Regions from separate parts of the Mus musculus genome. Here regions 1, 3, 4, 5, 6 and 7 are each linked to region 2. Evidence: chromatin loops called from intact Hi-C (ENCODE). Cell type or tissue: heart. All regions are shown on one strand. Links, peaks and the distances in the headings refer to the core of each region. The heading gives the core; the rest is flanking DNA.

Region 1 (4,528 bases), core at 367-4,366, 94 kb before region 2:
GCCCTCAGTTGTTCTCACTAAAGTTCAGCAGAAGCACCAGATGTTTGCTTATCCTGCCTTGTTGTAAGGAGGAGGTTTCCATTAGAAAACAGATTCGTCTTTAAACAGCTTTAGCAGAATAGCACAAAAGAACCAGGAATCTCCATCCTGCCGCCTTTCCAGTTTCTCCCCAGGCCTCCCACACTCTGCAGCTGAGCCTAGTCCAGCTCCATTCTACATCTAAATCCAGTTTCCCCCACGCAAAGTTTCTGCTTCAATTAGTTCCACTTCCTGCATTGTAAACAAGACTTGGTCCTGCCTCTCTCTACAGAGCCTCCCCTCCCAACACACACACACACACACACACACACACACACACACATGGCGGGGGGTGGGGGGGGCAAGGTGAATGTAAGTAGATAGGACAATAATGATAAGCTTAATGCCACAGCTTCTCCCCTGCCCTGTGTGTGTGTGCATGGGCATGCCCGTGCAAGGCTGTCTGCTCATGTGACTGCAGATATGAGTGTGCAAAAGCATGTACTCCTTCGTGGAAAATACAGTTCCACCTCCCATATCATTCCTCAAGTGCCATCTATGTTGTTAGTGTTGTGGTTGTTGTTGTTGTTCTTTTAAATATCTCTTACTGGCTTGACATTACCCTAGAAAGCCCCAGGGCCCCAGCAATCCACTAACCTCCCCTTCCCTGGCACTAGGATTACAATCAGGCACCACCAGACACCATTTCTAGTTTTTAAATGTGGGTTTTGAAGACAGAGCTCAGGTGTCACGTTTGTAAAGCGAACACTTTACCTACTGAACTATCTCCCCAGCCCTCGCTTTGCCTTCCTCATAATGATTTCTAGTGGTGAGGTGTGATCTAGCTTGGCTAAGGAATGAGCCCAGGTACACATGTGAGTTTGTAGCCTCATCACTTAATTTCAAACTGAACTATTGCATGAGAAACAAGAATGCCAGTCACTCACTCTGTCTACCCTGGGACTGCTCCAGAGCACACTCGGGTGCCTCTACCCAACTCAGTCATCTCCTCAAAGTCTCGCATTTCTGTAGTGGGTGCACACCTTCAGAGAACACACAACTATTCCTGCTTCCCAGGTATTTCCTGAAGGATAAACATTGACTTAAAATCTTTTTAGTCAGCAAATCTACCAGAAGGAACCAGATTTCATGTGAACACTTTTTCCGGTTTTGCTGCTGTTGTTTGTAGCCTCAAAGACTGGGGCAGGATGTTTCTCTCCGAAGTCTCTCATCTCTCAGATGTCCTTGAACAATCAAACAGAAATGACATCATTCTCTAATGGCTTCTGCCTATATTCAAGGAGAATAAAATGACTCCCTCTGTCTGGCCGTGTGGCTTTGTCTCAGGGGGAATGTGTGTACATGTATGTACTTGGCTGTTTCAGGTGCATGTATATACCTGTGCTTACACACATAAGCATGTGTGTTCATTTGTAACCCTACTCACCATTATATCACTGCACAAATACTACTGTGGAATTATTTAATTCAATTCTGAAGGTAACTTGACCTTTAGCACCTAGTGGAACCAAATGTCCTGGGATCCCTTGTGACAGCAGCTATTTTGCATCTGAGTAAACCTCTAGTTTGCACAGCTCTGGGTGCACAGCTTCTTTCTAATGGTCGGCTTCCTTGACCTTTCTCCCCATTTCCTCTACTGCTCTTTGCTCCAGCTGCTTCCTTTGAAGGCTCCTCCCTATCCTCCCTGTCTGACCCGTCTTAGAATCTACTTGTGTCTGAACCCTTCATCTCAGGGATGCTCAGAACTCTATCAGCATCTCTCTCTAGTCCATGTTCATTGACATATTGGCTGTGGTGGGAACACATACAACACAGAAATCGTCAGTGATACAGATCAGTGCTTTGCTTTGGGAAAGACAGTTGTTAAACATTTGCAGCACAATGCCTTCTTGGAGTTTTGGTTTTGTGGTTTGTTTGCTTGCTTGTTTGCTTTTTAAAGATTTATTTATTATGTGTAAAGTATCTGCCTGCATGCCAGAAGAGGGTACCAGATCTCGTTATAGACAGTTATGAACCACCACGTGGTTGCTGGGAATTGAATTCAGGACCTCTGGAAGAGCAGACTGTGCTCTTAATCTCTGAGCCATCTCTCCCACCCCCACAATACCTTCTTGTAAAAGTTGAAATGTGCATTCATTTGTCTTTGGTCCTTACGTTCTAGAGTGGCTCCATTCCATGACTCAGGTATATTGTATGGCATCATTAGGTGCAAAAATTCTGAGGGTCAAGTTACCCTCAGAATTGAGTTAAATAATTTCACACTAATATTTGTGCAGGGGTATAATGGTGAGTAGAGTTACAAACACACACACACACATACATATGTGCTTATACATGTAAACATGACTAGATACATGCACCTGAAACAGCCATGTACACACACATATATACACATTCCCCATGAGACAAAGCCACATGGCCAGACAGAGGAAGTCCTTTTATTTTCTTTGGATGTAGACTGAAATGTCTCCTGGGACATAGGGGGTGGGGGTGGGGGCTGTTTGTTTTTTGTTTATGTTTGTTTGGTTTCTTGTGTCAGAACCAGGGTTGTACTGGACAAACCTCGAGAGTCGGTCACCTAGACTGGGGCTCAAGACAAAGGATCCCACAGAGGGGCAAATTCCCAAATGGAGGGGAATTGCACACAAGCCAGTATAACTGGCATTTCTACAGAAGAGAATGGTACCCAGAGGTCCTCAGTGGGGATGCCTGCAAGAACCCCCCAAGGCTCCTATTGGTGATGAATCTTCATTTGAACATTTTCCAGAAGGCACCAGGTTTGCACCTCTCTAGTGTGGTGGGACTACACTTGCCATTTTTCTGCAGCTCCACTGTGGAAGGGTCTGGATACCCTGATACAGGTTAAGCACTTGGCCTCTGCTGGTACAGTGCAACCTGCAGGGTCCTGGGCTGCCAGTTGCCTAGATACTGCATTGCTTTCTGGGGAGGCAGTAACCAATGAGTAACAAGTGAAACAGAAGACTTCAAAGTCTTCATTACCTCTTGGAATACTGTGAGCCTCGTCATCCCAGCCTCAGAACTTCCTGGAGCTTTGTGAAGGCTGTGCTACAGCTCTGTGTTCTTCCTCAGCCCAGCCCCAGATGACGATGGTGAGGTTTCATCCAGAGGAAGGAGAGACATCTGGGTGGGTGGGGGTGGACTCACACCTGATGAATTCAGTTCAGTCAATAAACCATTTTACAGGATCTTCTACTAACTCACAGTCCCTCAAATGGGTAAAATTTTTCTATATCTACTCCTTAGTTCACAAAGACCTCAGTGAGAAACAAAAGATGATTCAAGCTTTGAGATAAAGGTAGTCAAACGTCGGAATGTACCCATAAGATCAAACAGGTCCTCAGAAGAGCAACTCTGGTGACCACAAGTCAGGATATAGGGATTTTATCAGTGTCGCTTAACACAGTTAATTATTAACCCAGATCGCCAAGGGGGCTTAGACTATCTCCCTAACAGAAACAATAAGGACTACTAGGGAGCCCAGAGTAAATGTGGCTATTTGAATTCTAGCCTGGACTTTTCCTGAGTCTTTGAAGGCCACTAATCATATTTGGACAGGGGGCATGCATGGTTTCATTGAAAGGTGCTTTATGTGTGAGGCCGAGGTCACATCACCAAGAGTCATATCAAGAACAAGAAACATCGGTTTGTTGTCTCAGGGTTATGAAAGGTGGCAATCTTCCAGTCTGTCCCACCCCATGTTCTTAGCAGGCATCCAGGACACTGGAATATTTGAGATATTTAGAAAGCCCAAGAAATTAATGTTCACTCCTTCTGTGTTCACATTACAACTCTCTCTCTCTCTCCCATGCACATTTGTGTATGTGTGTGTATGTGACATTTCAGGTGTGTTCTCTGAGCACAATAATTCTGAATACAATAAGCATCTTCCTTTAAATCTCGTATCTTTGCTAATAATACCATGTCTATGTTCAAAAATTCCTCAACAGCTCTCCATATATTTTAAGACAGATCACTTCTGGGTACCACCTTCTCATGGTCTCATCTAGTGGGTCCCTCCCTGTCACAGAACACATCTTCCCATCATAACTACATTCTCACAGACAATGCTTTCCCCAAGAACCCACATCTGGATGTTCCTGTCTTTTTACCACTCTGATCCTCTTACAGATCCTGCCTTTCACCCTCCCTCCAAGACATCATAGTTTTTGACATGTCACTCCTCTGGTGGCACAAACTGTCCTAAGGAAACTGCTGAATGTGGCTGGAATCCAGCCCAATGCTAGTTGTTTGGGATACACCCTGTAAGACCCCCCCCCCCCCGCGCCAGGTCTGGTTTCCCACTGTGAAATGAAGGCTAGAATCCTGGCCTTTCACTCTACAGAGGCAGAGGGAAGAATGAAGAGTCACCTCTTCTTAGACACACAAAGCAACCCTCTAAGCCCTGCAGACTTCTCATCACCTCCCTGACTCTCTGATATAAAAAAGTTATTTGTAGAGAATACCTTGC
Region 2 (4,528 bases), core at 305-4,304:
CTGGTGAAACACAGGCATATCTGACACACCTGTTTGAAAGGTGCCAAGTGCTACCAAGAATGTCACCAAAAAGGCACCTGTGATAGAGGTCCTATTTTTTATTGTCCTACCTTATGGGTGCCTTTAAACATCTGGCTGTCGCAAAGGTCTCTGCCTCCTTTTCCACTTTTGCTTTCTCTAATCAAAGGTCATCCAGTATGTTCACTGGGGTGGTGGGGGTGCTGATGCCTGAACCCAGTAAGCACCCTTCTCCCATTTCCTAGTGTTGTGACATCATAAGCTACAGTGTGAAATTCGAGTTTGGATGCAAAGAAACGGTGTTGGATCCGATTTCAGAACACTCTGGGAAGTGGCCATGTCCAAGGCTTAGCTGTACCCCAACAGCCCAGAGAAGAGAAGAAAAAAGAAAGCGATGTGGCTGTTAACACAGTAGCAGGGAGTTTTTTTTTTTTTTTAAAGAAGAGAGAAGAGAGAAAAGAAAAACAAAAAGAAAAAGAGGGAAAGGAAAACGGAAAGAGAAGAAAAGGAGAAAAGAGAAGAAAAGGAAAGAGAAGAGAAGAGAAGAGAAGAGAAGAGAAGAGAAGAGAAAAAAGAAGAGAAGAGAAGAGAAGAGAAGAGAAGAGAAGAGAAGAGAAAAGAAAAGAAAAGAAAAGAAAAGAAAAGAAAAGAAAAGAAAAGAAAAAAGAAAAGAGACAAAAACTTTCCCCCCAGAGGCTGTAATTTGACTGCTGTCTTTGGCAAAGCTCCAGAGAGCAAGCTTAATCTCTTTCTGAGCTGCCTCCTCCTCTCTGCCTCTTTCCTCCCGCAGGGCCCCGTGGAGGCGGGCGGGGACCGCAACCCGCTGCAGCGGACCGAGGAGCGGGGCGGGGCGGGACACGCCGGGAGCAGAGTGGGAAAGAGGAAGTGGAGCCAGGCGAGCTGCAGGGCTCGGGGCCGCCGGAGCCGGCGCTGGAGCGCAGCGCACCGCGGAGCCAGCGCTCGGGAGCCGCCCCTCTCCCGTAAGCTCCGCCGAGACTATTCCAGGGACCAGACAAGGGAAGCCGGGGACCTCGGCCACGCGCCCCGAATCTGCAGGTGGGAAGAGCGGGATCGCAGTGCCTGGCCCTGGGCGGGGGGGGGGGGGGGGGGGGGGGGGGGGGGCGGGGCGGGGGGTGTCTCTGAGCGCTGCTCCTGGGAGGGGACTGATGGGGTCGTTGGCAGTCGACTGATGGGGTCGACTCAGGCAGGACCTGCTAGCCCGGCGCTCCCGCCCCTTGCTGCAGCCACCCGGGTTGCAGTTTGCAGCTCCGCGAAGTTTGCTCAAGCGCGCCGTGTGCCACCCGCGCCCCCAAGTCAAGCGGAACTATCCCCAAATAGGACAGTCTGGACAACACCCCAACAGCGGTGCGGGCGCGATGGCGGGGAGTGCTGTGTGCTCCAGCTAGGAGCAGTCCTGCGTGGGGCAGAAACTCGCGTGGGCGCCCCCAAATCAGCAAGTCAGCGCTTTATAGGAGTGACCCGGGAGTCTAGAAGCTGTGCCCCATCCGTCACCCGGACACACGGTAATACCTAGCTGGCTACGACTGTGTGGACTGTTGGCCAGAGGAAAAGGTTGTTGGGGGGCGGGCAGCAGGCCCCGGGGTGACTGCTAGAGCAGACCCCCTCTTTGTGTCCCCCATGGAGTCTCAGAGCTCTACAGTCCAGGACGCCCAGTGAGGAGAGGGTGGTTGGCTTCCTCAGTTTCACAATGTTCCTGAGAAACAATGATGTAGCTGATTGCTTGGATGTGTTGTATGAAGTTGGTATGTGTAAAGCTGACTGTGTGTGCAACCCTGGAATTTCATTAAGCTCTGGCGGCTCTTGGCGCTCTCTTTGTACCACCTTCAGGTGGCCAGAGCTTACTGCACCTATTTTGACAGCGATTTTATCTTCTCAGGAAACCCAGTCACCTCGGGAGGGTTGTTTTGGGGATTAGGGGCACTCTGGATACAAACTGAATACACATTGGATACAAAACCAGTAGGATGCCTTAAGTCTGGGTCAGATTTAACGTTTAATTGAATTCCAGGCTTAGATTGCGTTAAAACCTGTGGTCAGCCTGTTTGAATTCTCAGTTTCTGGAGTTCGCATACTTTCAAAGAATAGATGAGTTTTGGTTTTTGTTGTTGTTGTTAAACTGATGTTTTTTTTGTTTTTTTTTTTTGTTTTGTTTTGTTTTTAAAGTGTATCCAAGTCTATCGTGTCAGAGATCTAAAACCTCTCAACTTTAGCCTTACACTGTGTGGGACGTGAGGAAAAGCAATCCTGGTAGCTTGTACTTCCTCACTGTTAAAGCAGTGTATATGAACCACATAGTTTTAATTGGTTTTACCCCTTTCAGTCCAGGGTATTTATTTATTCTACAGTAGTTAACACTTCTATACAAAAGTGATGGGCTAGTGTTTGACCCTTTAACATCTTTGAGTCTGGCTTCCTGATTCCTGACTTAGCTTTTTGTCTCTTGGAATTGCACCCCGTCTAAGCCGTTAAAACCGACCAGGAAGAAACTTTCTTTTCCAGAGTTCACTGACCTCCCTGGCTTCCTCCGCAAGTGGGACCCCACCAGTAATCCTTGTGTGACCTTCCTTCCATTTCCCTTGCATGACAGATTCCCCCCAAAGCCTTTTGCAAAGGGATAAAACAGAGAGAGAACGGGAACAGCTGTTTGGTAGTCAAACTGGTGCCCAAATCTGCCTTTCTTTGATAAAATTTGTCTGCGCCTGTCCTTCCCCTGTGATTCCACTTTCCTCAATGCCTTTAGTATAGATGATTGTTAATATATATTAATATATTCTATATAACATAAATACTATAGTATATAAAATATAAATCTATACTATAATGTAAATATAATATAAAATACATGTAAATATATTGGTATATTGTATAAATATATTAAATACAAAAATATGTTATAATATATAATAACAAAATATGTGTAATATATTATATAATATATACATATATTCATTTATACATATATACCTTTTAAACTTTCCATGGGAGATTACAGCTATCATTCAAATGGGTTAAACAGTCACACTGTAACCCATAGAAATTGCCACTCTCATTTTTTCAAAACCAAAGACAACCAGTAGTATTTTACTCTGCTCACTTGTGGTTATGATTTCTTTTTGTGATTTAATTCAACTTTACTAATTTGTATTCTGACTTGAAAAAAAGATGGAAAAATAACTGAGTAGCTGCAGTCTTTGGAGCCTTTAGTAAACTAACAACAGTATCTGATCTATAGCCTGGGTGCTGCAATCCTCTTTGTGTGGCGCTTTCTTCTTTTTACTGCTGGTAGTAGGGTCTTTGAAACAATTGTCACCTTGTAATCCTGCTGCAGACATGATTAGATCTCCAGGCTCTTCAAACTTGGTTGGCTCTTGGATGATGTGGGCCAGCCTCTGAGTCTTGGAGATTTAGAGTGATTGGGAGCACACGTTCTAGGATTAGCCTTGAATTTGATGCTCCTGTCTGTGCCCCATGAGTTTGCAGACCGGGACCCTGCTAAGGCTCTGAGCTGACATGGATCATTTTATGACTAAGGAAAGTAACAATTATTTGCAAACAAGTAACCAAACAAACATTATTTGGCTTTTCTTATCTTTCCTTCTTCCTTCCCCTCCCCCCACCACTTCCTGCATCTATTTCAGAAAGAATGCCCCTAAACTTCAGAGCTGGGCTGAGGATTGAGTGGAGTAATCCATATTAAATGTTCCACACATGTGGTGTGCTTTGAGGATGAGACTTGCTGATAAGCTGACCCCTGGGGGGCGGGGATTTTGTTGGACCGGCTCCATTGGCAGAACTGTGATTGAACTCAGCTGTGACTGAGACCTGTCCTCTACTACTGCCTCAGAGTGATAGTTGTATAGGGACACATTTTCATAATTATAAACTATTTATTTGTTTCTTTGGGTTTTTTCCCCCTCAATTTTCTTAAGCAAGGTCTTTTTGTTTTGTTTTGTTTGTTTGTTTGTTTGTTTGTTTGTTTTTCGAGACAGGGTTTCTTTGTATAGCCCTGGCTGTCCTGGAACTCACTCTGTAGACCAGGCTGGCCTCAAACTCAGAAATCTGCCTGCTTCTGCCTCCCAAGTGCTGGAATTAAAGGCATGCACCACCACACCCGGCAAGCAAGATCTTATTATGGAGCCCAGACTGGCCTTGAACTCACAATTCTCCCACTTTAGCTGGCCTTACAAGTGAGTGTAACCACACCACTCTTTAAGGGAGAGAAATAATAATCTTTTGACATAAGAAAAATGTGATTTTAATGCAAAGCATTAGCATATTCAGGCACAGACAGAAAAACAAACAAACAAACAAACAAACAAACAAACCAAGACAACTTTTTTCTTTTTGACAGTCTCTCTGTGATGTGTAGCAGGCATCTGAGATGCTCATGTTTCACTCCAAACCTCCTGGATCAATCTCTCTTGATGAAATGAAAAGTTGAGTCCGATCCATTGGGCCATTCAGAGTCATGGGCAGCTGTGCCAAGTAG
Region 3 (4,528 bases), core at 190-4,189, 150 kb before region 2:
GGAGACACAGACTGGGGACTAGGCAGTGTGCAGAGAATGCAGTTCATCAGGCAATGTCACAAAAGAGGGATAATCCTTAGCTGCTATGGCCACACCACCTTGTTCTTTTGGGTTAGCCCAGTGACTTAATAAACTATGAATACAGATCTTCTCTGTGTTGCTTATTTTCCTAGTCCATGAGGAACAGTCCTAGTAGAAGTTATACTTTTGTATTTCTCAGACCAGGGTTCTGAAAATAGGACAGCATACCCCAAAGGCAATTTATAATCAATAAAGGATCATATTTGTTGATTGACTGAGGCATGATCAGAGCAAGGTCACGCACAGCAGGACAGCAAGAGAGGAGCAGTTGTTGTCCTTTGTTCATGACTGGTTGTATCTGTACTTTATTTCAGAGGTGGCAATTGTTTGTCATCTGTGTCCCTTCTCCTATGACTTTCAACATGCACTTGCGCCCATAAGTCTCTAGGCTGCCAAACAGGTTAACGGTCTCCTTTGTCTGTGTTCACAGTAAGCAAATACAAGGTTCACCGACTTGAGGGACTCCTGAGGACATCTAGGAAAAGGGGGAGTCTGCATCCACGTCTTAGCGCAGTCTGATATGGTAATTAATCACTCAGAAGTTCTTCCAGTAAAAGGCACAGACTCCAAGAAGGACAGGAACTGTGGGAGGGTGGGGAGGAAGGATGAAGTACTTAGGACACTCTTCTTAACCTCAAGTATACCCAGGGAGCCATGAGTCTGGACACAAAGACCAGCAAAGTGAGGAGGAAGCCATGTGAAGTGCTTTCTCAGCACTATTTTGCCTTCTTTTCTGTTTGCGGGGAAGGGAAGGGGGGCCGGGAGGGGCAAAGAATGAAGTCAGAATTATTTTTAAATAAGATTATTTAAAAAAAAACTCAGGCCATTAAAAGGTACAAATTAAATATTCATAAGCACAAGCCCACATCCTTTCTAGACCGTCCTCCACTACTTTGTGGCATATCTTCCTCTTAGGAAGGGAGAAACATTAGCCTTACGTGGATTCAGTCCCAGGGGATGCCCCTAGTCCAAGCCTCTGTACCCTACATCTCAAATCAACCAATCTTGAACTCTGGATACAGCCCACCATGCTTGTTGCTCTTGATTTTCTAGATTCATCTTTTTCCAGTGTGACAAATGCAAACTTTAGTTGGATAAACTTGCTATTTCTCTCCAACAATTGTCCTTACAAATTTCTGCCATTTACTGTGAGTATGGAAAGAGCAAGCTTGGAATACTGAAGAGAAACCTGGAGTGGTTGGAGGTGTCCTTCTGAGTTGACTGGGAGAGATGAAAGAAAGTATTTTATTTCCACCTAGCACAAAAGCCTCAAGATCAGACTAACTCCTGTGACCTTGACCCATCCTGTCACCTTTAAATGGGGTAAAAAATGGCTTTTGAAAGCTCAGTCTACCAGGGAAGAGGGCTTAAGTCACTAGAGTGGATTGCGAGCATGCATGTGAATTAATAAACAATCACACGCAGAACAGAAGGTTCTGAAGTGTTGCTTAGAACCAGCCACTTCTCAACAGTGGCCCTCAAGCAGGGACAGGTCTGAAGGGCTTGGTGGGAAATAAAAATCAGGGTTTTCTTTCTTTCTTTCTTTCTTTTTTTCTTTTTTCTTTTTTCTTTTTTTTTTTTTGGTTTTTCGAGACAGGGTTTCTCTGTATAGCCCTAGCTGTCCTGGAACTCACTCTGTAGACCAGGTTGGCCTTGAACTCAGAAATCTGCCTGCCTCTGCCTCCCAAGTGCTGAGATTAAAGGTGTGCGCCACCACGCCCGGCAAATCAGGGTTTTCTATTAGGACATTGTTAAGACAGTTAAGACAATGGGAGCACCTCGGAAAACCTGGATCGCTAATTCATGTCATGCTTAAGTCCCTGTGCAAGCAGTCACACACTCTGCATACCTATGGAAGTTTAATGCAACTTTCAAAACCTATCTAGTTTTCTGAAGGGAGTTCATTCAACGTCGAGAAATCTGCCTTCCATAGGAATAACAAGGATGCACTGTTCTAAGACAATTTTTCTTTAGCTTGCAGAACAGTGAGTTTGCATAGGATTGAAAGTTGCTTACTTCAAACAAGACCTTCATCAGTGAAGTACTCAGTGAAGAGCAGTCGGGCCTGGGAGCCAGAGTCCCAGTGTCAGAGGAATTCAACACTTCAGGTTGTATTATATTTGGATGGACAAACCTATTCAGAGGATTTTGTAAACACAAGGCTAGGTTTTGTAAACACACTTGTATAAATGCCAACACCCTTGCTTTGTTTCTACCTGTCTCACTGCTGAGTTCATCCATTTCTAACTCCCCAAATATTAGGCTATTTAGGTTTCCTTTTGGAAAATTGTCACACTGAAGTTATTTGACCAAAATGGAGAGTCAACGTGTGACTTTTGGCTACAGGGCAAAAATCCAGCAGATGTTCTTCGCCTTCTAGAGTGAGCATGGGTGTGGGATCTGATGGCAAATGGAGGAAGCAGCTGGGGAATACATCTGGGGAAACACAGAACAGCCTCTCATAGAGAAAGCACACTACAGAGCTCTCATTCTGGAGTAGGGAGGGGTTGGGGAAGCATGGTCCAGGTGGCCAGATAGGGAGTAAGTGAACTGCTAAGTGGATAGCCATGGTCAGTAACTGCCTCTACTATAGATCCAAGGTGGGAGACAGTGCAAAGTGGCCGGAGGACACATGGTGCCCATCCCAAGGACAAAATTCCATGAAGTGAGCTGTCAGGAGTGCTGTAATGAGCTCTGATTCCAGTAGATAACATTCCCTTAGGCAAAACACCTTGCACTGTAGCAAGGCCCTTGAATACCAAGGTCCTGTCTCTGGTGTCTGCTGAAAGTCATTAGGACCAGATGTGAGGCAAGAGCAAATGTGGGAGTTTGAGGGACAGTGACTGAGGGCAAACATATAACTTCCAGAATCCATTGCACGAACTATGACTTGTCAGCCTATCCCTCCACTCTCTTTCCCAGTGTGAGGCTGGGGTCTGGATGGTGCTGTGGTCCACGGTGCTGCCATGTCGGGTAGAGGTGGGTTGATGTGACAAAATGTGCAGTGGAGGGGGAGCAGGGATGCTGGAAAGTTACAACCCAGAAATCTAGGCCCCAAGGGCCCTGAGTGAAAGATCCTTTGAGAGGATCATGCAGCATCCAGGATGTCCTTTCCACCTGGACAGCTGCTTCATTTAGTCAGGAATAAAATCACATGCTACATAAATGCAGGACAATATTGCCTGGGGGATGCTGAGGGGTGAGAAAGAGGATGTAGGTGGGGTCATGTCTAATGAACATGAGCAGTGAATGGAAATGGCCTTATGAAATCCAGTACAATAAAATGACCCAGGAAAAGGCCAGTTCTGCACTGCCCTTACCTATCCAGTCAGTAACCTGGGATAATAGCACTTCTGTGAGTGCAATTTAGAGGGAGGTGGGGACTTGAAACTTCCCCTCTGTACTAAGGCAATTATATGCACACACGGTGCCTTTAAATATTTAGATCATGCTGTGCAGAACTAACATCCATGCAGGATGTGACCCTGTGGGACTTCTTGCAGGAAGAGGCTTCAGGAACAACAATGACAAGAAGGACCCCATTGCTCTAACCTTCCCTGCTGGGTTGCTGAGCCAGCTGCAAAGAGCTAGGGCTCAGGCCAGTAGCTCTGCCTGCAGGAGATAAACCAGCCTGGGTGTGTGCCTGGGTGTGTGTAATTATTGTGTTCAGTTTCTCTGGAGGAGCGGGGCTAATATATGCATGAGGTCACTCCACCACGCCTTCATTCACCACCCTTTTCCTAGCATTGAAGTAAAACAAAAGACTTTTCCCCCAGTCTTGGATTTATTTTCACAGTAAAAATGTAAGAAAGGAAGCCAGGGGGACTACATTTATTGTATATAAATATTTGAGCTAGGGAGATGGTTTAGTCAGTCAATAATATGCTTGCCAAGACCTGAGTTTGATCCCCAGAACATATGTTAAGAAGTCAGGCGTGTGTTTGCTACCCCAGCATTGGTAAAACAGAAACAGGCAAGGTCCCCAGGATTTGCTGGCTAGCCAGCCTAACCTACTCAATGAGCTCCAATCCAGCAAGAGACTGTTAAAAAACAAAAACAAACAAACCAAAAACTGCAATGGATGGTGCCTAAGCAATGAATGAGGCAGAGATGGCCCTTTGGCCTCCAGGCCTGGCCCTACCCCCACATCCATGCATGCATGTATACATGCATTCCTACATGCATATGTGCACACATACATTTAAAGATGGTAAAAATGTTAGGTTTTATGGGAGCCTGACACAGGCTCTTGATTTCGTCTCCTACATGCTGATTTTTTTTGTTTTTTGTTTTTTTGATTTTTGTTTTTTCATTGTTTTGTTTTGTTGTGTTGTGTTTTGTGAAGGCGGTGCTTGGAAGAGGGTGGGCATGGATGGGCCTGGGATACAACGGTTGCCTAACAGGCCCTCCCACTGGGTCATTTCTGAGAACACCCTTTCTCCAGCTT
Region 4 (4,528 bases), core at 123-4,122, 64 kb after region 2:
GGAGGGCCCATGCTCGTTTGGCCTAGGCACTAGACTCTTCCTTCCCATACTGTTTGAACTCTCACCACAATTGAGGCTGTTTGTAAAGCGAAGAACACTGCTCAATCCCAGATCAAAATTCCATAAAGTAATAGGAATGTATGAGAATTTTTCTGAGCATTGGGTAATCACAGTGTGTGTGTGTGTGTGTGTGTGTGTGTGTGTGTGTGTGTGTGTGTGTGTGTGTGGTTTATGAAAAAAATGAAAGAAGAAAAGAAACTGAACTTCACCAATGACTTAGAGCAATGGTTCTCAACCTTCCTCATTCTGTGGTCTTTTAACACAGTTCTTCATGTTGTAGTGACCCCCAACCATAAATGTATTTTTGTTGCTTTTCCATGACTGCGATTTTGCTACTGCTATGAATCACAATGGAAATATCTGTGGTTTTGGATGGTCTTTGGTGTCCCTGTGAAAGGGTCCATTCAATCCCCAGAGGGACCACGACCCACAGGTTGAGAACTACAGGGATAGCTCTTCACAGCTTCAACCCACAACATAATAATGCTTCACAGGAGTTGTACACATATGATGTGCTGAGCACTTCTGGAAAAGTTCAAAGGTGTCAGAAAGACCATCTTTCAGTGGACCCAAGCCTGTGTCTGACCTCATCAGAGTTCATGAGACAATGAGTTGCCCCCTGGAAGTCTTCATCATTATCAGGAAACGTCCTATCAATTATTTTGCTTAATTTGTGTCTATCTAGAAGGCTCACTCAGTTAAAACAACAACAACAACAACAACAACAACAAAGGTTTGTGGTCCAATGTTGGTTTATCCATTAGGCACAGTTCCCACGGCTACCTGTAGTAACTTATGCAAATATTTTAGTTAACTTCTTCAAAGTATAAGAAAAATATAAATATATGAAGAAATATATAGTATTGGATCTGAATGACATTTGTCTTCATAACATAACTAAGATACATCATTTTAACAATTTTTTTATGAAAGAAGGAAGACAAGGGCCAACATGCCCAAAGCCTACAGGACCCAAATGACTAAGTCACACTCAGATACAAACATGTTTGTAAGAGTCAGTCATTTTGTGGTTTTGTTTGACATAGAGTAGAAATTTTCTTTTAAAAAAAAGTTTATTATTTATGCACATGCATATATATCCATGTAGGTTTATATCTACCATGTGTAACTGGGTGCATGTGGAGGCCAAAAGATGGCGGAACCCCCAAGAGCTAGAGTCACAAGTGGTTGAAAGCACCTGAAGTAGGTACTGAGACCTGAACCCAGATTCTCTACAAAAGGAGTGAGAGTTCTTATTGCAGATCTGTCTCCAGCTCCTCTGTCTTCATCCTTGCTGTCTTCTTCCTGCTCTTCTTCCCCCTCCTCCGATTCTTCCTCTTCCTCCTGCCCTTCCTCCTCCTTCTTCTCCTCCTCCTCCCCCTCCTCCTCCTCTTCCTTCTCATCCTCCCTCTTTGAAAGGATTATGTTCTCTGTTAATGAATTTATCATTTTCTTCTTAGAGTGATACTTGGCTATGTCTACAAAGACAGAAAAAATGACATATTGATACATGAGATAGTTGTGATTACTCAATTGATTTTCCTAAAATTAAATAACTATTTTCCCATCTGGTCTCCTATAGATATTGTTTGCTTTGTGATATAATGCAGACAGTAAGAGAAGAGAGTGACACTTAACTTGGGGTCCCTTGGTTAACCTTAGCTATATGCTCCTTGGGAACTGTTGGCCTACTGTGCCTCCTTGCTGTTTTGGAGAAGGAAGTCCAGAATTGCAGGTGTGGTGCCATGGATCTATATGGCTAAGTGCAAGTACTTTTCAGTGTCTGTGGCTCATCTGGTTTCATTTACTTTCAAAGCCACATTCTGGTTTCATAGAAACTAATTTTGTTTGTCTTCAACTTTGGTGACTATCAGTGATGCGGAGACCATCTCCTCAGAGCTACTTGTTAACTCAAACTAAGTTCGTTCACTATCTGGGAAATCTTCTTTCACAAAGATCAGCTCCCTGAAGACGGGGATCTTTATGTGCTGTGCTGACCTTAGGAAAAAAACAGACATATAAGAGGAGGTCAAATGTTTCCTGGAAGAATGAGATAATTTCCTGCTTTAGAAAAGTCAGGCCCTGCTCTGAAATAGCCTGTTGTTGAATTCAGTGGCGAACAGTACTGGTCAGTCTTTGTACTTTGATACCAAAGGGTTTTGGCAGGGACACAGAAGTGTATGTGGTCCCTTAGGAAAGAGCAGGAACTCGGGAGCCAGGTATAACAAACCACAGTGCTGTCCTCTTGGGGGCAGCACTTTCTGTCATATGCTCCTGTCTGACAATGTGGTTGCTACTTAAACAGAACAGAAGGGTCAGAGAATTGTAGACAGATGTGTTGCCTCTTTCTATCTTCTGCAGATGGAAGACTAGGAAATAAGACGGCTGACCATGATTGGCAAGATTAGATTAGGCAGTTCTAATGTACAAAAACTTCAAATGTCAGAGAAGGATAGGTCTGGTATATATAGAGTTTGTTTACTTGAGGATATCAGAAACCCATGCTCTTTCTGTTGGCATAATATGTATGTGTGTGTTCAGCTCAAATACTACAGTTTGGGGGGCACCATAAAAAAAACAACAACAACAAAAACCACATATCTGCCCCCTGCCCCTGTGAGTTATTTCCTCCAGCTTCTTGTTTAGGGTTTCTCCCACCCAAAATATTTGATGAAATGACCTTAGAATGGAGATGCTATAAGAGTATGAGGCTAAAGGGGAGCCTAAGGAACAGACGCATGCCCCTTACTGTTGCAAAGTCACACTGGGTATCTTTTCTTTTCTTTTTCTTTTCTTTTCTCTTCTTTTCTTTTTTTTAATATATATATATAGTAACATCAGATGCACCAGAAGAAGGCATCAGACCCCATTACAGATGTGGTTGCTAGGAATTGAACTCAGGATCTGGAAGAGCTGTCAGTACTCTTAACCACTGAGCTGTCTCTCCAACCTCATACCAGGCATCTTGATTGTTACTCTTCTGCTGGCATTTTCTGAGCCTCTTATACTATTGAGTTGAGTAACTCAACTCTGGCCAGAGAACTCCTTTTCAGTAAAGATGCCAAGGGTTCAAGATGACAGATTCCCCACATTAGTTAAGATTAAGCGCAGCTGTGACTGTGATCAACAGTACCCATGATCCTACCATGCACTGGGATCATCTCTGGAGCATCATTGTCATTTCTTACATCCCTGTATGAGGTGTTCCTCCATCATGAGAAGGAGGACCACTCACTGAACCTATCTCAGGTCAGTAGAATCCACTGGGATGCATCAGAAACCAATAATAGTCTTGTAGCTGAAATCTTTGTGGGATGTGAATTGTAGCTTTTTAACCACTAAAATTTGCACACAGTTTGGTGAAAGTATGCTGGCAGTAAAATAGACCCTGCATGCCTCACGGGACTTGTAGGTGATCTTACTACTGTGTCCCAGGGCCTATAAGTATCTGACTCAGGGTTGATTGATTTGTCGGAAGTCATCTAAAAAACAATAATCAGTGTCTACGTCATTAATGATTCATATGATGAATAAGTAACTCATTGTATCAGACTAGACATCGCCGATACGGCCATCCGGTAGGATTCTTGGCAGACTGCTGGAGCACAGGAACCAGAATGCAGCATGCTACTTTAAAAAGTCATGGAATCACTTTCCTTCAATCTCTTGCAGTGCGAAATCTTCCAACTTTCTCTTGGCCTGACCTGACAGCACTGTTAATGAGGATTTCTTAAAATATATCAATATTAAAAGTATTATGCAGACTAAATGTAGTAACTATAAAAAAATCCAATGGAGTTACATCATTCAGAAAAAGTGTCCATTTTTTACTTTACCTACAGAGTGGGCATCTGTTTTTCTTTAACGTGTATTTGTAGGAACTTTGCATGCAGAAGCTGGGGTACAGCCTGCCCCGTTGTAGACCTTTCATGGATGCCTAGGGATGGGTGCAAGGAGGCTACTGAATGTTCTTCATGAGAACAAAATGTAAGTTTAAAATGGACACTTAAGTTTAACATTCCCCTTTCTGTTGAACTATAACTTTGCTTGGAGCACTTATCCTTCATGTTGTCCATGTCTATCCTTTGCAGCATCTGTCTTATACTTATCATTGGACTTGGGGAGGAGTTGTTCACTAGAAATATTGCTTACGTGCTTGGGACTTTATGGTGTGGCTTAGTGGTAGACCACATGGCTGGCATGTACAAGGCCCTGGGTTCGAATCCCAGTAACACCAAAAACAAAACACTTGTCTTCTCATGAGGGGGATATCCTTGGGGGAAGGAATGCTAACACCTCCCCCTCTCCCTGGCTTTGAGAATCAGCAATTCTGGTGATAGATTTTGGGGGAAGTCAGGATGGAGGAAAGGGCAGGAAATTTATAGTTTCGTGGTCAAGTAAGTGAAGTGTATGTTAAAGTCAATCCCCTTTTCTACCCTCTCTACCATGCTGCTTTGAACTGCTTGTG
Region 5 (4,528 bases), core at 138-4,137, 93 kb after region 2:
GGAGTTGACCTCGTGGGCAGGACATTACTCTTCTTCCTCTTCCTGTCCCTGTTTCTCACAGCAGTCATGGTCATTGCTCAGCTTCCTGTGGGGGAGGCTATGGATACTGAGGGTCTATTTGCTGCCGCCAGCAAGCATAGGCCAGCATCCTGCTAAGCGCTGAGCGACTGTACCTATGGGACCCTTCTCAGTGGTATCAAGAGTATCGTTCTGTGTGGGGCTGGAAGAGGTGGGACAATGTTGACAAAGTGTGTTCTGGGCTAAAACATCACAAGCAAGAGAACCATGGGAATGACAAGGGCCTGTGGAGCAGAGCAAAGATAAGTGATGCTAACAGATAGCACCTGCTGCTGGGGTAACACCTAAAGTGGAAGCAAGCAAGGGTCCTAGAGAGATAAAGGATGGGCGTAGAGAGACATAAGCTCTGTGTCCATGCACGTTGGACCATGGAATGGAGTCACTTCACACAGCATAGCATGTGCTAACTAGATGTACTATGCGGGAGCAAACACTGATAAAGACGATGGGTCCTAACACCTTGAAGATATTGTGGGCCTCCTGGCCCTGTGTCAAACATTGTCTAGAAGGAGCCCCTTGGGGAAAGTCCTGAGAAGCCCGTGAAGTCTTTCTGAGGCCCAGTGAGGCTGGGGAAGAGCCGGTTGATTAAGGCAGAGCAAACGTAACAACAGTTAACAGTGAGCAAGCACGGTTTAGTGTTTCTGACGGACTGTGATTCACCTGTCTCCTGGTGACAAGAGCACAGGAGGGTGGGTGGAGGTTAGAGAATTGTACTTGCCACATCCTCTGGCCTCATTAGTTGCCCTCCTCATGAACTTCTCCGTCCCCTCTGGTGGCTGTCAACAGTGGCTCTGCAGGGATCAGAATGTCTGAATTTGAGCCATTTGCTGTGCTTTTTAAAAACAGCTTTAACCACAAGCCCTATGTATTCTATGCCCTTTGGAGCCCAGCTCTCAATGATATAGCAGCAGGAATGATTAGAGAGGAGGCTCCTAGGAGGGAGTTAGTCATGCTCTCTGGGCTTACTACCTACCTTCGCTTTTAGCTCTGCTCTTGTCTCTTCCACTCACCCTCAGCACGGCAAAGATGACTTCTCTGTATATGGACAGAGTCTCTCCTGTGATGCTAACAGCTCCTTTCGCAGCCTATTCTGTCCATTACAGTTGGATACGGGGGTCACAAAGAGATATGTCTCCAGGTAACACACAGCCATATTTCTGCCTCCTTATCCTCTCCTAATGAGACACTGGACCATGCCTCAGGGCCTCCACCAGTGCCCATCCTGGCTCTAATGCCATCCTTCTCTGGAGGCCACCATACTTGTGCAGGGAGTAGCCCCATCTGAAGGCAGGTTAAGCCTGTCTCTGTGAGTCTGGGTGTGGTAGGAACTGAGATCTGTGGAAACCTCATCGCCCTTTTCCCTGTAAGAGAGGTAGCATTGCCCTATAAGTAGCTCTCTCTGAGCCCACCATAGCTCAGCTCAGTACTCTGTGACCAGAGCTACCCATAGTCCAAGGAAACACCATTCCAAAAAGGAATGGAGATGCTTACTGCCACAGGAGGACCGCGGGAGGTCCAGGAACCATACTTCCTATCAAATGCCCTTTCTACCCCACCATGGGACCTGATCTAACCCTGGGGTCAAGGTGTGGTGTGAATAGACCCCAGAGCTTCTCGTTTGCATACTATTATAAATTCCCATCCTCCATTTCTACCTCCGTTCTCTACAACAGATGCCAACATTTCATGACATTTTGAAAGGATTACACAGAAATGGCACAGCAAGAATTAGCATGTGGTAGTGACTATAGTGAAAGACAATAGGACAGGATTGGGTGAGAGTCAAAGTAGTACTAAGCTAACTAAGTATGGAAATGGCATATGTAAAGTGAGTACCCTTAAAACACTGATATGTGGTTATGGAAATACTGCCTTTAAACAAACAAATAAATAAAAAGCAATAATTAAAACCTTGTGGTCAAGTCAAGAGATTTGTGTAGTTTACCTATCTTCTGAACTACTTACCTAGTTCTCCCCTACCCCCAGCTTAATGCAGATTTTGTTCTCACCTGTGTGCACCTCACATATTGTCCAGTAGGGGGCACCTATGTCAGCATGGGGTATTAGTATGGTCTCAGTACTCTTAAAGAGGCCACCAGCCAGCTCATAAAAGAAGATGATCCCTCCATTGCAATAAGCTCATCTTCGAAAAGGCTTTGAGAATATACATGGCTGTGAACTGCTAAGTCTCTTAACCCCTCCATCCTAAAAGACCAATATAATGCTTAAAGTAAACACTCAGGTTGTAAACCAGGTCTGTTGCGGGGGAAGGATGGTCCCCCGGAAGTGAGATAAAGAAATCTCATACCCAGTATGGCAGAGAAAGATAGTCTGAGGCAAACTGGTAGACTCCACCTCACCTCTCTCACAGCCATTTTTCAATGCTGAAAATGTCTTTAGTCCTAAGGGAAAAAAAAAAATCAAAAGTAATTCCATATCATACATAGAGATAGGTGCTTCTATTTGCTTGCCTCTGTCCCTCAGTCTCATTTTTAAGTTTTGCTATTGTCTGCTGTTTCTTGTCTCCTCTCCCATACTTTCCCTGAGCCTCCTGAGAGAGGTCTCATGACACAGGCAAGATGCGGATGTGGGTGGAGGACAGAGGTGGGAGGAACTGCCCAGGCCTGTCTCCCTTGGGTGGAGCACCTCCCAGGAGGACATGATCCTCCTGCCTGCCGGTGGCAGCCAAGGAGGCTGCCCTTCACCCCAGCAAGACCATAGGAACATGTTGTCGACCACCATGGTGGGCACACTGGTCAGAGGGTGGAGGAATCGGAGCTCCCCTAGAAGAGCAGAATTGAAGCCAGCCGCCCCACAGAGACAAGGTGGGATTCGGATTCACGGTATGTGGTTAACACTTTGATGTGACTGGGTAACTTTTTATGAAGGGATTCAGGGAGATAGACACAAGCTTACTGGCTTACAAGTAACAGCTCTACAGTCTGGTTTTTTTTTTTTTTTTCTTAGCTTATATAAATTTTGGATAGCTTACTCAAGGGGCAATGTATTCCTTTTCCTCATCAAAGACCTAGAGACCTTCACAGGGCACAAAGCAAAAGCTATTTATTCCTATGTTCGTTTTCTTCAAAAGCTTCCATTTGAAAGTGGAACTGTGTTCAGAGGTTTGAGCGAGAAGGTATGGTACTGGCTTCTGGCATCTTTTAGCCTAGATTCTATTCCGTCGCCATTCTGATATGGGAAATGGACAAAGTGCTTAGCTCCTGATTTTCCCACTATCTATATTCATTTTCCATTTCATTACTATTGTTCTGGGGCAACAATAGAGCGGATGACGGAGATGCAAGCCTCGTGTTAACCTGGTTCAAAAGGTTCTTGTGGTTCTTTCTGAAATGCATGTTCACCACAAAAAAAAAAAAAAAAAAAGTTTTTTGAGATAAATACCTGACCTCATTCTATTCTGTCTAGACCTTGAACTTCTAAAGATGCTTACTTAGAACTCTCTGGTCTTGCTGGCCGACCTATGGAGAGACTCAGAGCCAGCTGCGTAAGCGAGTTGGCACCCAAAAGCAACAAGCTCCCTGGAGCTTCCAGAGCTGGCCGGCTGCCCCTTGAATGGCTTCTATCTGACCCTGAGTCCAGCGCTTCCTAAGCAGTAAATGGAATGACTCTTTCATCCCGGCACGTGTTGAAAGCGAAGGATTTCCAGATGTTTTTCCTAGATATGGTACGCTCTTGATCTACATAGCTCCTCTTCTCGTTTTGTTTTAGAACAGGTCTCTTGAAGTTGCTAGCTAGCCCAGGCTTGCCTCAAATTCAAGATCCTTGTCTGAACTGCTACTAACCCCCATCCTCCTGCACTGGTGTGGACCATCTGGTTCTATTTAACTACCAATTTACAGAGGTATAAAAGCTAAATGCTGTCATTTGTATAGCTGTGACAGTGACTTTGGCCCATGTTTCTTCGGTTAAGTATTTGCAAGAAGACTCGGACCAGGGTTGCAAATGTAGCTCCACTAGCACACAGGAAGCCTTGGATTCTAATCCCTGACATCACATTAACCAAGCATGGTAGGGCCTCCCTGTTATCCTTGTGCTTGGAAAGTAGGACAGAAGTTCATCTTCAGCCAGTTGGATGCCAGTTTGGACTATAGGAGACCCTGTCTTTAAGAAACAAAAACAAAACTACTTTTAAATAGTCTACATATATTTATTGTAAGAGAGAAAGTTTTTGTTGTAAGAGAGAAACTGTTTCAGCCAGATATCCAGAAGGTAGAAGAAGCTCTAAGGCCAGGCCACATTGTAACCTGCTAAAGGGGACTCATTAGGAACACGAATGTGAGTCATGGTGGTACAAAGGCTAAGCACCTGCCTTTGCTGCTTTGTCTCTCAGCCTAGGAAGCAGAGCTTAGAGGAGGAGCCTCCGGAGCTCCTTACTGGTCAAGCAAGCCCCAATGCAAGTTCCCATGTTCTAAGGCCAGCCTTTTCTCTC
Region 6 (4,528 bases), core at 308-4,307, 200 kb after region 2:
TTGACAGGGCTAAGGCCCACAAGAATGTATAAAGGAAACAAGGTTGCCCCTTGCTCTGAGGAGACTGGGAGGGGTAATGGGGGAAGGGGCTTGTAATGTGGGGAAGCAAGGGGGAGGGGGAGGGGCTTCGATCGAGATGTAAAGTGAATTTTAAAAAAATTATTAGGGAAAAAAAGAGGAGTCTTAGGAATCTCAGCAAGTCACCTGCTGGGGGAGGGGCACCTGGAAGACCAGAGAGAACAGCAGAAACCCAGTAAAGAGCAGGAAGGGACAGCTGGTGAGGAAGGAGGGGACAGAAGAACCTCCACCTTGAGAGGGCAAAACAGATGCAGAGTGTGGGTTCGACAACTGGGATTTTTGCAATGGGTTGAAAGAAATTAGAGAACAGACTGGTACCGACTGCCCCACCCCCAAAGTTCAAAAAGATGCAGTTTAGAGAAAACTCATCAAAGCAAAGCTCACTATCTGGGTGGAAAACACAATATAGGTTTCTGAGTTGTCTGGGGAGACTAAGAGGCAGGATGCAACAGGATGCAGAAGAGCAGTTTGTCAAGGGAGGTGGAAGGAATGGGGCCCGTAAGCACAGGGATGGTAGAGAGGAGCCTTGGAAAGAGTCTGGCGGGGAACTGAGGAGAATTAGGAAATCATAAAGGATCAGAGACACTACTGTGAGTGACGACACAGGAAGAGGGTTTGTCCTTGAAAATGGAGAGAGTCAGATTCGATGCAAAGGAAGACGATCCTGTCACTGGAGGTGACTCAGGTCCCATCTGGAAGACGCCAAAGACCTGACTGGGGCTGTGGGACTGCTGTGTGAATCAGTTTGATGGCGTCATAACAAACCACTTAACAACTGCCCTAAGGGAGCATGGCATACAGGAGTTCCTCTGCAGGGAGGGGACAGGTGGAGCTGGGGAACAGAGAACATTGCACACTCATGAGCCTGTAGCTGCAGTGACTATGATTCCAGGCTGAACAGGGGAAAGAGACTTGCAGAAGTCAGCTGGTTCAGTGGGAAACCTGAAATCTGAAGTTGAGGATGGTCCCTGGTACCCTACCTGAGAAGCAGGGCAACGCTGGTGTGTGCATGTTCTGGGATGGCTTTACCATGCTGCTGTGGAGTAGAGGAAACAGTTATTAGAGATGACGTAGCAAAAGTCTAAAAGGGTTGGGTGTGAATGGCCATCTGTGAGGATGGTGGGATGTCTGTGATGGGACCAGGAGGAGAGAAGTAGAACAGGAAGTGACATCAGGGTCATAGAGTGGTACTGATGGGGAAAATCAGAAGAAATTCTGGGAAAGGAAAGATTTGTCTTTGCCTTTGGTTGGTTGGTTGGCTGGTTGAGACAGGGTCTCACTATATATATAACCCAGGCAAGCCTTGAACTTGGAACGCCCCCTGCTTTGGCCTCCTAAGTGCTGGGATCATATGTGTTTTGAAAAGACATCCAGGCTGGCCTCTAGGATCTGTGCAGAGAGGTGTGTGCTCAAGTGTGAGTTTTACTTTTTCAACCACTGTGCAATACAAGGGAACTCACGCAGAGCCGCGATCACCTTCTCCTGTGGTTACTCAGGCTGGACCCTTCTGCATGAGACATTGATATGCCCCGCCTACTGGTCCCAAGAATCCTGGGAAAATCCAATTGCTTAACAAGATTCTGAAAGGCTAGTTACCGAATGAGACCGCTCACTTTGCCTGTCTTCTTCCTTCCATCCTACATATTCCTGATGGCTCTCCCTTGATGTGTAAAACAGTTAAAACCGCCACAATAAAATTATTCCTTTCACCCTAGTTATTAGTCCACTTAGAATCTAAAATGGATTTTAATTTACAGCGTATTAATGTATTAACACATAACCATAGTGGTAAGTATACTGTATTCTTACTTCACACTCAGTAAAATACCTCGGAGACAGGTCCTGTTCTTCCTCTGATAGAGAAGTAAAAGCAAGAGTCAGAAACAGGAAGTCCACTGTCCACATTTTACAACCAGTGCATGGCCTAATTCAGATTCAAACCCAAACATCTGGCCTCAAGGAACCTCTAAACCGTATTTTCCCCACTAGAAAGGAAAGCGGACTTAATATACTCTATCCACTGAAATGTTAAAAATAATTCTTTTGCTCTATTTAAGTAGGGTTATTAAATGAAGGGTTTTTTTTAAAGGTCTTTCATCAAGACTACTCAATTGTTTTCTTAAGGCCTTCCAAATGTGTTTATTTCTGTGAAATCAAACAAATGTCTAATGGGGCACTTTAAACAACAAACGTGTATACCCCATCTTGTAATGTCAACACAGTGGCCGATGGGTCACTGAATTCTGCCAGCCTCCACCCAGACCTCTAGCTCCCGAGTGGTCCTTGGCTGACACCTAGTGGACAACGTGGAAAGAATTCTTTTCTGAAATAATTTGTAAGACTTAAGGGGATTAAGCTTTCTTATGGAATAGCTTTGTAAAGGAGTTTCTTGGAACTTGTCACATGCCCCATTTATATTCATAGTGTGCAAACTGAGCCACATTAATTGAGCGTAAAGATGAAGGGAGTGCTTCCATGTGTCAAGTGTTAAAATGGAACTAGAAAACCACTTTCCAGAGATTAAGCTGTCATTTGAGTTTGAAATTAACTCCAGCTATAACCTCAGTATATAGTAAGAAGATAAGTATACGAACTAGGTGACTATATTCCTCAAAATTAAAGTGACTGTTAATGTTTTCTTTCCTGTCTGCACCTCCATTTTTAATTTTTTTAATTAAGCGTGATTACCATTCAGCCCAAGTAGTTTTTCCATGATACCAGATTGCAGCAAATTAGAAATAAAATCATTTTAGTTAATATAATGTAGTGTATGTAGATCAAATTATAGTAGCCTTGGGGAAAACGTAAACAGCGTTGGAGAGAAAGGAACATCCCCTCAGCTGACTCTCCCCTACATCAGCTGCTAGCTTGATGGAGTAAGACAACCCAGTCTATTTCCAAGCATTAGCAACATGTGGCCACAGTAACAACAAAGCATTCTGGGTAGAAATGCTAAGTGTGGAGAGAGGAAGCCTCAAGGCATCAGGCTCTATTCCCCAGAAGGGTAGAGACAGGGGCTGTGGCTGTGCCTGTCAATTGATGCTAATGGTACTGGGAAAGGTAGGTCCTGCTGTCCCACCCTATAGCTGAGAGAGCACATCCCAAGAGGTGAGAGAGCTGCCCCACGGGTTGCGATTAGACACAAATGATTGACCTGCAACTGTACATAGTGGGCTTGGGTTGTTTTTGGTTTTGTTTTTACTCGCCTAAACAATACAGAATAAAACTATCTGTAAGGCCTTTACTAACTGTTGGGTGTTATAAGTAATCTAGAGCCAATTTAAAATTTATAGGAAGCCATGTACAAGCTCGGTATAAGTTATGTATCTCTCTATAAAGACTTGGGTACCACCATCTCGTTTGCTGTTGAGATACCCTGACGAAAGAAGCAGTTTGGGGAGGACGGGTTTATTTCAGCTCACCGTTCCAGGTTACACTCCATCCTAACTGGAACATCAAGGCAGGAACGTGAAGCCACTAGTCACATTCTATCCAGAGTCCAGAGCAGAGAGAAATTAATGTCTGTGGGCTACAACTGAGCTCTCTGCCTCTGGTGTAGTTTAGGACACAACCCCAGGGTTGTGACCCATACCAAATGGTCTTCCCATACAGGTTAACAAAAGTAAGATACCCACCCCCGGATACACCTACAGGCCAACTTGATCTATGCCCGAGGTTCTCAACCTGTAAGCTGAGACCCTTTTGGGGGTCAAATGACCCTTTCACAGGGGTCAGAAATCAGATATCCTGCATACCAGATATTTACAATATGATTCTAACAGTAGCAAAATTATAGTTATGAAGTAGCAAAAAAAAATTATGGTTGAAGTGGTCACCTCAGCATAAAGGACTGTATTAAAGGGTTGAGTGTTGAGACTCTCTTCCCAAGTAAGACTAAACTGTGTCAAAATCACTGTTAAAACTAACCATCAAGTCTTTGCTGTATTGTACCTAGGATAATCTTCGAATCTCCTAAACTTTGTATTAATGCCCAAAAGAAATAGTAAGGGTTTTGTTTTTCTTCTAGCATCCATTTATTTAGGTATGGTAGATCTCTGTCATACTTGTTCACTAGTTGTCTTTACATTTTCTCTGTTTCAGGCCAAGCAAGCGATTCTTGAAATGGACGCCATCCGTGAGTTGTTGTTGTTTTGTGTTGTTGTTTCCTTAGCGTTCTTTTTTTTTTTTTAAGCAGACTTAATTCATTTATTTTTCTTGTATAAAAACCTTTATGTGGCCGGGCATGGTGGCGCATACCTTTAATCCTAGCACTTGGGAGGCAGAGGCAGGCAGATTTCTGAGTTCGAGGCCAGCCTAGTCTACAGAGTGAGTTCTAGGACAGCCAGGGCTACACAGAGAAACCCTGTCTCGAAAAGCCAAAAACAAACAAACAAACAAACAAACAAACCTTATGTGGTAGCCACAGCTGGAGCCTGGGTCCTCTGAACAG
Region 7 (4,528 bases), core at 240-4,239, 110 kb before region 2:
GCAAAATTACAGTTATGACGTAGTATCAAAATCCTTTTATGGTTGGAGGTCATCACAATCTGAAGAACTGTGTTAAAGGGTCTCAGCATTAGCAAGGTTGAGAGCCTTTAGGACCTACAGATTCTACAACCTTCCCAGACAGCTGGGGACCACATGTGTAAACACAGGAGACCATGGGGGACATTTCACATTGAAATCACAACAGGGAAGAAAAAGAGTTTACATGCTGTGCGCGCTCTCTCTCTCTCTCTCTCTTTCTCTCTCTCTCTCTCTCTCTCTCTCTCTCTCTCTCTCTCTCTCTCAGCAGGTGAGGATTCCATTCATGGTAGAGGGACATGCCACCTATAGAAACTCAAGTCAAGGTGAATGTCCTTTGCTCCTGTAGTCTACAAATGAGCCAAGGTAAGCCTTTCTTTTCTGCTGGTGTATGGTCTCAGGTGTCTTGTTAACAGTATCACAGAACTGATAATAGACACAATAGGACAAATAAAATAATTGGCCACTACACATTTTAGTATTTCTCCAAAAGTAAGTTTGAAAATCTTCAGAAACACATTGTGCATTTGAGGTGGTGGGTTTGTTAGTCCATTTGATTTAATAACTCTTCATTGTATTAAACAAACAGCATTTCTTTGTGCCCTCTAAAGTAGTTGTGAGAACTTACATGTACTCATAGTAAAGAGAGCAGATGCTGCTGAAATGCTTAGGAAAGGCCAAGCAATATTTTTCAAAAAAGTGCTTTATATTAATTTATTTAACTCCACAACAAGCCTATGAAGCTAATACTTGTAGAGGTTTGGTCTATTGCTATGTATTGTAATGCTTTTATACAAGGACGTCTGGGTCTACGAATGACTTCTCATGATTACAAGCTTTTGTTATACAAACTTTGTTCCTTGATTTAAAACTATTGGTTAAATACAATTGGATACAGCCAATTACTGGAAGGATTAGAGGTGGGTGGGTTTAGAGTGACCTGGTCAGAGGAGGAGAGACCAGGAAGAAAGAGGAGGAAGAAGCCGCCATGAGGGCAGAGGAACAATGAGCTCATGGTCTGGAGGTTCAGCAAGTATCTGGGGTACACTGCTGGGGAGGTAGCCAAGCCAGAAGTTAGAAGAGTAGATTAGAGGTGACCCCTGTAGTTGTCAACGCCAAATAAAATAACCATAGTTTGAGTCTCATTTATTTGTAAGCTAGTTGGGGATAAGCTTAAATTGTTAGTACTGCAAATACTATTCTTTCCATTTGGTAAATGATGAAACAGTGGCTCAGAGAGGGTCAGTAATTCACCCCATGTCACACAGTTCCCAGGAGGCAGAGCTGGAGATCAAGCTCAGAGATTCTGTTTGCTTCACAGGTGTTGGCTTTCGAGCATGATGTTGTTCCTGCTGTCATCCTGGGTTGCTCCTGAGCAGCTCTGGTCTCCTTGTAGTCCATTACATCCAGCATCACTGTGGGATAGAGAGGGCTCAGTCCTCTCAATGATTGGGAAAGTCACAGATTCGAAGAGCAATCAATCCGCTGTCCTGATCAAGCCTGGATTCCAGGCCTTAATTCTGCTTTTCTGTTGTTTGTCTCTGAATTCTCCCTTATCTCTGTTGTCTAGTTGGTACAGACAAGCTCCTGGTTTTCCTCTATTTAAAAAGTTCTGCATGAGAAGTTAGTAAACACTTCAGTAAGTGACCAGATGCTACGGAAGTGGAAACAGCTGGTTGGGCTCTTGCAGGGGAGGAGGCAGAGTTGTTTTTATGTGAGAGAGTCACTGGAAACATTTGTTTCAAGGGTGGCCTGGAGTGTCCCCCTCCTCCCATAGGATCCACAACCCCTGCCCCTCTCCATCCCCCTTCCTCTTTCCATCTTCTCTCTCCCCCTGCCTCATTGAGGAAAAGCATGAGCCATCCTCCCTACCTCCCCCACACCCTCTTACTCAGACTTGAGGGAGGAGGTGGCTGTCACAGTTACTGTCATCTCAGACAGTCTAGGACTCAGCAGTGAAAGGAACGGATGCTGTTGTCCACAGTGTCTATGGCTGGACTGGCAGCATCCCACAGCCTCAACCCTAAGCAGATGCTGGAGAACAGCCATGAATTCAGCAGCTCAGGCTGACAACAGTCCGGAGGGATGACTATTCACTAATAAGGAAAGGAAGAAGATAATAACTGACGTCAGCAAGGCAGCAGTGCTAGCCCTTGATTGGGATTATAGTGACAGTGCGGAACTAAAACCTCCCTTGTTGTCATTGCTAACAGCAATGACAAATACTCAACCACAGCAATGCAAAACTACCCTTACTTTCAGGCACTGTTCTAAGCTCTATAGTCAAAAGCTGGAAAGAACCCAGATGTCCCTCAACAGAGAAATGGATACAGAAAATGTGTGCATTTACACAATGGAGTACTACGGAGCTATTAAAAACAATGAAATTATGAAATTCTTAGACAAATGGATGGATCTTGTCTAAGTTCTTACAAGAGCACATTTAATTGTAATTCCTGGAGTGCTCTCAGTGTCTCTCTGTCTCTCTGCCCCACCTCTGTGTGTGTGTGTGTGTGTGTGTGTGTGTGTGTGCGCGCGCGCGCGCGCGCACGTTATCCTGAGTAGTATCTCCAGCCCTCTTTTTGTGTTGCATTTAGAGACAGAATCTCACCCCAGAATGTCTTTGAACTCGCTTTACTGTCCAAGCAGGCTTCGAACTGCCTCAGATTCCTGAGTGGCTGGAATCATGGATCTGTGCCAGCAGCTCTGACTCTACTTTTTCTCTCCACTCGCTGGGCATGGGAGAGAAGTGTCCCAGGTGGCACTTACAGGATCCGCAACCCAGGTTAGTGAGAAACTCCTACCTCTGCCTGGAGTGATTGTGGATGTCCTAATCCTATATATTCTATGAAGGGCTATGTACCTTGAAGTGATGCACTACCTTATCTAATCTTGGGCTCTTTATATGGGTGGAAGGTTACAACTACACAGAGTGAGGAGATACGTTTCCAGTGAGCTCAGAGGGAGACATCACACTGAATTTCCTTTGTCTTTAAGTCAGCGTCTTTCCCCCATAGCCCAGGCTAGCCTCCAAATTTCAGTTGTTCTGCCTCAGCCTCCCAAGTGTGTGTGCCACCATGCTCAGCATTTAACATGTTCCTGGTTGAAAACCCTAGTTGAACAACTGTAGCTTTATAACCGGGGCACCAGAAAAATGACACTCCTCTTTCTCGCATTAAGTAGTGTTCTCATGATCATCTCTGAGGCCATTTCAAGTGAATCAACTGAGATGTTTTCTCCAGAATGGTAAGAGAGAAAAGTGTATTCTTTCCTCCAGTCTAGCGTGATTTACACGTTGATTATAAGCTTGTTACCCCAAACTCACTACTTATTTCCAGTAATAAAAAGAAAACAAGCAGCAGATGCTACAACAGTGCTTATTTGCTAGAAATTTCTTGTAATTATCATGATAATATAATTGTCTTTTAAATTTGGAGTTTTCTGGAATAAAAGGGAGCTATTAAAAACTATACCAACTTTGGGTGTGTTGTGCCTTAATTTTCATTAGATTCTAAAAAGTCCTTAGTTTCTTTTTTTATTTCTTCGCTGACCAAGTTATCACTGAGTAGAGAGTTGTTCAGCTTCTATGTGTATGTGGGTTTTCTGTTGTTTTTGTTGTTATTGAAGACCAGCCTTAGTCCATGGTTGTCTGATAAAATACATGGGATTAATTCAATGTTCTTATATCAGTTGAGGCTTATTTTGTGTCTGATTATATGGTCAGTTTTGGAGAAGGTACCATGAGGACATCAATGGGAGGAGAGGCCCTTGGTCCTATGGAGGCTTAATGCCCCAGCAAAGGGGGATGCTATAACAGTGAGGAAGGATTTGGGTGGGTGGAGGAGCACCCTCATAGAGGCAAAGAGGAGGGAGGAAAGAGGGATGGGATGGGGGGGGGTCTGTGGAAGGGTAACTGGGAAGGAAGATACTATTTGAAATGTAAATGAACAAAATGTTTAATTTTAAAAAAAGTATTCCATGACAAATAAAAAAAAAACTATGCCAAGATCTTAGCAAACATTCAAAACACACACACACACACACACACACACACACACACACACACACACATGCTTTCTCTCCACTTACAGCTGCCACAGAGGAGACATCTTCCAGTGCATTGTCTCATTATGTGTTAAATCATAAAAGTCACAGCACATTTTCTTTTCATAAGACAAAGTCATTTGGATGAGCTCAGGGTATCACGCATGTTTTGTTTTCCCTAAAGCGTTGCCGTGTGAACACTGCATGCTTGGGTACCACATCTGGATGCTGGGTGCTTAATAGATTTCAATGTTATTGGTTTATGAAGCACTAACATTTGGTAGAAAGAGTCATGGGCTAGGAATTAAGAATCCAAAATTCTAGTTCCAGTTTGGCCACTCAGAGCAGTGCGAATAGAATTTTTCCTTTCCAATGAAACATGGGAGTGGACCATGTGATCTCTAGGATCATCTCCAGTGCCCATGGCCGCCTCCACAGAGGGGCTGAT

What was found. A loop is a pair of places that touch in the nucleus more often than their neighbours do. Peaks named below come from ENCODE experiments on the same cell type or tissue, not always from the same donor. Only the 100,000 strongest peaks of a DNase experiment are listed, where the experiment ranks them.
Region 1: a loop joins it to region 2, with 3 times the contacts of the local background. A loop is called at or near these places in 6 of 42 quality-filtered maps.
Region 3: a loop joins it to region 2, with 2.5 times the contacts of the local background. A loop is called at or near these places in 3 of 42 quality-filtered maps.
Region 4: a loop joins it to region 2, with 4 times the contacts of the local background. A loop is called at or near these places in 5 of 42 quality-filtered maps.
Region 5: it touches region 2 in a loop (5-fold over the local background); 4 of 42 quality-filtered maps call a loop at or near these places.
Region 6: a loop joins it to region 2, with 7 times the contacts of the local background. A loop is called at or near these places in 16 of 42 quality-filtered maps.
Region 7: a loop joins it to region 2, with 8 times the contacts of the local background. A loop is called at or near these places in 6 of 42 quality-filtered maps.

What each region holds. Positions count from the first base shown.
Region 1 is chr10:3,645,044-3,649,571 of GRCm38, forward strand. No RefSeq gene overlaps it. Among named protein-coding and RNA genes, the nearest start is that of A330032P22Rik, 71 kb to the right of the region's middle. In heart, for the core only: no CTCF peak of the experiment used is centred there; no DNase peak of the experiment used is centred there.
Region 2 is chr10:3,739,467-3,743,994 of GRCm38, forward strand. Plekhg1 (pleckstrin homology domain containing, family G (with RhoGef domain) member 1) reads left to right here and starts at 911. Exons shown (of 17, transcript NM_001159942.1): 1 at 911-1,074. All of the region lies in intron 1 of Gm30164 (a long non-coding RNA gene), which reads right to left. In heart, for the core only: CTCF peaks have their summits at 943 and 1,862; DNase peaks (open chromatin) are centred at 885, 1,355, 1,585 and 3,795; H3K4me3 peaks cover 2,133 bases; H3K27ac peaks cover 1,116 bases.
Region 3 is chr10:3,588,322-3,592,849 of GRCm38, forward strand. No RefSeq gene overlaps it. Among named protein-coding and RNA genes, the nearest start is that of Iyd, 50 kb to the left of the region's middle. In heart, for the core only: no CTCF peak of the experiment used is centred there; DNase peaks (open chromatin) are centred at 2,520 and 3,670.
Region 4 is chr10:3,803,274-3,807,801 of GRCm38, forward strand. All of the region lies in intron 2 of Plekhg1 (pleckstrin homology domain containing, family G (with RhoGef domain) member 1), which reads left to right. Among named protein-coding and RNA genes, the nearest start is that of Gm30164, 46 kb to the left of the region's middle. In heart, for the core only: a CTCF peak has its summit at 2,303 (motif pointing right); a DNase peak (open chromatin) is centred at 2,238.
Region 5 is chr10:3,832,156-3,836,683 of GRCm38, forward strand. The region is part of intron 2 of Plekhg1 (pleckstrin homology domain containing, family G (with RhoGef domain) member 1); the gene reads left to right. Among named protein-coding and RNA genes, the nearest start is that of Gm30164, 75 kb to the left of the region's middle. In heart, for the core only: a CTCF peak has its summit at 2,110 (motif pointing right); DNase peaks (open chromatin) are centred at 2,706 and 3,636.
Region 6 is chr10:3,941,712-3,946,239 of GRCm38, forward strand. Plekhg1 (pleckstrin homology domain containing, family G (with RhoGef domain) member 1) reads left to right here. Exons shown (of 17, transcript NM_001159942.1): 12 at 4,180-4,213. It also overlaps the pseudogene Gm16148. Among named protein-coding and RNA genes, the nearest start is that of Mthfd1l, 29 kb to the right of the region's middle. In heart, for the core only: a CTCF peak has its summit at 2,370 (motif pointing left); no DNase peak of the experiment used is centred there.
Region 7 is chr10:3,632,264-3,636,791 of GRCm38, forward strand. No RefSeq gene overlaps it. Among named protein-coding and RNA genes, the nearest start is that of A330032P22Rik, 84 kb to the right of the region's middle. In heart, for the core only: no CTCF peak of the experiment used is centred there; DNase peaks (open chromatin) are centred at 1,758 and 1,918; H3K27ac peaks cover 379 bases.